Regions from separate parts of the Mus musculus genome. Here region 2 is linked to region 1. The links are chromatin loops, found by intact Hi-C in ENCODE. Cell type or tissue: left cerebral cortex. All regions are shown on one strand.

Evidence for each region. Hi-C counts contacts between places; a loop is a spot of excess contacts. Peaks named below come from ENCODE experiments on the same cell type or tissue, not always from the same donor. Only the 100,000 strongest peaks of a DNase experiment are listed, where the experiment ranks them.
Region 2: it touches region 1 in a loop (2.2-fold over the local background); 3 of 42 quality-filtered maps call a loop at or near these places.

The regions. Positions count from the first base shown.
Region 1 is chr16:93,575,600-93,578,099 of GRCm38, reverse strand. No RefSeq gene overlaps it. Among named protein-coding and RNA genes, the nearest start is that of Setd4, 27 kb to the left of the region's middle. In left cerebral cortex, a CTCF peak has its summit at 1,178 (motif pointing right); a DNase peak (open chromatin) is centred at 1,192.
Region 2 is chr16:93,457,798-93,460,297 of GRCm38, reverse strand. 1700029J03Rik (RIKEN cDNA 1700029J03 gene) reads left to right here and starts at 1,426. Exons shown (of 3, transcript NR_040494.1): 1 at 1,426-1,605. In left cerebral cortex, no CTCF peak of the experiment used is centred here; a DNase peak (open chromatin) is centred at 947.

The DNA.
Region 1 (2,500 bases):
AGCACACTTGACTTCGGGTCAGTGGCGATTTGCCTTGAGAGTGACTTGAAGCAAGTCTTCATGGATTCAGCATATGAGGATCGGGGCTAAATGGGACCTTGGGATTATCTTTTAGAGCCCCCATTTTGTGGTGGAAGCCCCAAGAGTTTGAGAAACACTCTGAGGAGAAGCCACAGGACCAGAATCCATGTCCCTGCCCATTTTGATGGGTTTTCCCCTTCCTGCATCCACCTCTCAGACTGCGTGGTCTAGATGCCCTTCTTCAGGGGTCCCTGAAACCATCTGGAGCCAGGAAACTGGATCAGGGCTGTGGGAGGAGAAAGGGAAGTGGTACCCTACACCCAAGAAAAAAAGAAGACTGTCGGTATGTCTGTCTGTGTCCATCTTTCTCAGCTGTCACAGTATGAAATATTGAGTGCAGCTTCTTTTAGTGATAGAAGCCCAGACATTGAGACACAAGTGACCTGGTTCACATCATATGCTGAGATCAAAACAAGAAGTGTCTAGTGTGTGTTCTTTGTGTGTGTTTGTGATATAATGGGACACACAGAGCCTACCCCGTAATTACTGGGACAGTAAACAATTTCAGTCCACCTCTGGGAGACTCTCAACTACTTTAAGATCAAAAGGTGTTCAGAATGTGGCTGCAGACTCAAGCCAACCCTAAAGGGGAGGGGGAGTGTTCTGACTGCAGAGGTCTCTTTGGAGTCTCTGAAACCGGTTTTGTTATTTTGCCTCCCAGGTCTTGTCTGTACATTGGATCCCCACTGCCATCCCGTAAGATGATGTGCACCCCTGAAGAGGTTCTCACTTGGAGTGTGCCATGGTGTGGGGGCCATTAAAGATCCCAGTGTTCAGCTGTCTGCAGTTTCTCTCTGAGACTCTGGGATACAGGAGCAAGCTGCTACAACTTTCCCAGCTGGAACATTCCTGTTTCAAAGACCTTCAGCTATGAAGGGAGACGAGAGAGTGGTTACTGTTACACAATCTCTTAACTGGTAGCGTTTGGTGCTAAGTAAAGAGGCAGCCAATGCTTTATTTATTGTTTAGTTCAAAATCAGAGTTAAATATAGGTATCCAGTGTACGACAAATAATATACTTGATATTTTCTCAGGAGGCTCCCTTAAACACAGACACAACTTCACGGACTTTGCAGTCTTGAGTCATTACACATTCGTCCACCAGGTGGCGCCAGAGGACTGTTGCACTAAGGATGCCGAGTTGGGCTTTTAAAAGGGCTCCATCAATTCAAGTCACCAAAGGTGTCCCTCCTAGTGCTCCCCATATTAGCAGGAGCCAAATAAGGCAAAACAACTCCCTGTTTTGCTTTTGGGACAAAAAAGTCAGACGGTTACTTTCCTTTTGGGAAGCAGTAACTGTTCAACCAGCGAGCACTGAGCAGATGAAGGGATATGAAGCAGGGACGAGGCTTGGCCAGTGTGTATGAGGGGTGAGTTCAGGGCGGAGGAGGGGCCAACTGTGTTGCGCTACAGATGAGCCCTAAGTAAATGAATAATGTCTTCAGCACTGCAGAGAAAGACCAGGCAGACGCCAACTTCCGTCTTAATTGAGAATTTAGACACTACCCGAAGGACAGGCAAACACAAGAGCTGCCTTTAAGGAGCTGACTGGACCACCCACGCAAAGTCCTCAGGGCCTCAGAGTGCCTCATCTGGTAGATGTTTCTAGAAGGGTGCGTTTTGTGGAGTGCTGGGAAGAATCTTTTTCTGCGGACAGATCGCTCAGCATGAGAGGGGTGCGCTAGATCTGGGGGCAGAGCTTCGAGGCACTCTTGGCTCTTTTGTCCACAGGCAGCTGACAGACTGCAGATCACTGCGGACTGACTTAGTCCTACCACCCACCAACTTGACACTGGTGGTCTCAGGAAAAAAACAAAAAACAAAAACAAAAAAACCAAGCAAACCCCATGGCCGGCCAAGTTTCCTTCTGTAGTGACCTGTTTCTGCATCTGAGATTCAATCAGCCTTGCGTTGAAAATTGTTTTGGTTTGCTTTCTGTTGCTGCGATAGAAACACTATCCAAAAGCAACTTGTACCTCATCCACTGTCAGGTCACTGCCCATCCCAGAGGGACATCAGGGCTGAACTGCTTGCTATTCACAAAGCCTTGCTTCCAAACTGGAAACGCACTGACACCCAAGGACACACAGCAGGACACAGGGAGGCAAGCTGTTTGCTGGCTTATGCTCTGCTAACTTCCCTGTACACACAGAACTACCTGCCTGGGGACAGTACAGCTCACGGTGGCCCGGACCTTTCTACACCAATTAATAACCCTGACAGTCTGCACAGGTCAGTCTGATCTAGGCAGTGCCTCAATCCCTGCTTTCCTCTCAGATGACTGTAAACTGTGTCAAGTCAGCAGTGAATGGTAACTAAGTCAACAGCACACCTATTGGTGCAATGTTTACGTTGGACTAAGCTTTAAATAGTAAAGATTTAAAGCACACATATGTGTGGGCGATTTGCAAATTGTTTG
Region 2 (2,500 bases), 120 kb after region 1:
CAGAGGCACAGTGGCCCTCAGGGGCAGATGTTCCATCCTGGATGCTGACTTAGGGCTTCTGTTCACTCACGGCTGTTTGTAGAGCATCTCATATGTACCGAGCACAGAGACAGATGCTGGCCAGACCTCAGGGTAAGCAAGGCACATCTGACTTGTCATTCTGGGGCTTTTACAGTCCGAAAATGTTAAGAAAGACTGCTATGTGATAACATCGGAGTATAGGTCACAGTACTGGGGACAGTGTGTGTGTGGCTGGAGGGTTCAGAAAGTCTCCTCAGGGTGATGGAGCTTCAGTATGCAGAGACGGTGGAGAGCAGAGAGCTTGTGTGCAGTGGTGGGTAGAAGGCCAGGTTTTTATCTCCAGGTCAGGCAACGTCTTCAACAAGGATGCTAAGTCTCTTCAAGGACCATAGAACAAGATGAATCCCACCAACTGCCTGCCGCTTCTAACTTTTTTTCTAGATAACATCTTTAATCAGAGAGCCACTCCTGCTCTTCAGCTCTTCAGCCAAGCACCTCAGAGGAAGCTGAGCCCATGTGGAGTCCCCAGGGGTGGTCGAGTGATAATGTCACTTGTGCCATATGTACCCCCTTGGCAGAATGACGGATATGCAAACTAATTCCAGCTCATAGAGTGTAAGGGGAGGGCCCGAGGAGCGGCTCACTGGGTGAGAGGCCAGCATGAGAACTTGACTCCTGATCCCTGATATTTGTACAAAAACTCCAGTGTTTTCAGGCCCAGCACTGGGGGCAGAGACGGGCCAATGCAGAGAGTGTGGAACAAACCAGCCTGCTCAAAGCAGCAGATTCTGATTCAGAGAGATGCTGTCTCAGGGCAGCAAGGTAGAGAGGGAAATTACCGAATGCCTCCCCTCCCCCAACACTCACATCCTGTAAGAGGATTTCTGGCGGAGGCAGAGATCTGGATGCTCCTCCCTTCAGGCTGGAGAGGCAGAGAGGAAAACTCACGTTTCTAGAAATGTAGCGTCTGCCACAGTGACAGACATTTCGCTACCACCCACAACAGTGACAGACATCTCGCTACCACCCAGCAGCTGAAGCTCTCCCAAGGGACAGGGTTCTTGCTGGCCTGCTGGCCGCGTGGTACCACTGCCCAACTGTTGTGTTAGAAGGTGGCTTGTATCTGGACAGATCACACCACAGCAGCACAGCTCTATGAGAAGAGATTTACTGGGGAAAGAGGGGGTGAGGAGGAGGAATGAGGGGAACAAAGAAGGGGAGAGGGGTCTGGGGCCCTGCCTTTTATTCAGGCCGGGATGTAACCATGAATATCAGGTGCGCAGGTGAAGTGCGCAGGTGAGGCGCACATTGGGGGGGGGGGGGGGGAATGATGTGTGGCGGTTGCCATGGCAACAGACGCATGAGCGTCCCTGTTGCCTAGGGGTGACCTCATCGCTGGATTCCGAGGCGACCAGTTTCTGATGTCAACACCATTGCTTACCTTTGAGGTCTCTTTAATGTATTGTTATTTTGGCCAGTGGGAATCACTGCTGCTGGCGAAAGCATGGGGCTTCCTGGAGGAGGAGACCTGGTGACCCACAGGCTGTCTGAAATGGTCTGAAAACGAGCAGAAGTTAGGCCGATGTAAGTAGAGTGTTGTAGGCAGAAAGCACAGTCCCCGTCCCCGTGTGGTCGAAGACACAGGACAGTCCTGACTCAGAGGTAGTACGGATCACAAGGAACAGAGGTGGGGGGGGGGGGCACGGGGACGGAACGCCCTTTCTGACTCTCAAGATGGGCTCATCATGTTTGGCTCACGAGGCGCTGAGGTCCTCACTGAACTCAGAGGGAGTTTGAGGGAGTTTGGGCGTCGCTCTAGAGAAGATGGATGACGGTGGAGTGCCGTGTGATGCTGGTGCACAGCCCGCTGCTACCCAGGTAACCACGGTGGCCCTTGAACTCGGTTCCCCTGGACTCTCAGGACTTACTTGGGTGCCGTTCTCTTCTCTCTCAGCTGCCCGTCTAGGCTGAGTGCCGCCCTGAGCCCTGTGTTGGCCTCAGTACTCCATCAGGTCCAGCCCCCGGTCTCCTGCTTCGGTTTGTCTTTGTCCTGTGTTGGGTGTGCTGCTTGGACTCCTTATTCTCTCAGAGCGACCAATTGAGAGGCAAAGAGCAGAATGAGCGAGCGGCTTCCAGCACACTCAGAGTGAACCAGAGGCTGAGGGCACAGCCATTGTCCCTGCCTCCCATGAGGATCTATTTGAGGGGCTGGGCCTCCCTCAATGCCTGGTTTTGATAGGCCAAGAGCCATTGTAAATATATGAAACTGTCACTGGTATAGCCGAGAGGTGGAAAGGGAAGGGCTGGCTAATGGAGAGTCAACTGTGGACATCCAATTCTCCCCTAAAGGCAGGGTTGGGAGGGTGCTGGATGCAACAATGAGGACCTGAATCTAGATTGCCAGAACCAAGGGTAAAAAAACAAAAAAATCAAAAAACAAAACAAAACAAAAAACAAACAACAACAAACGACAACAACA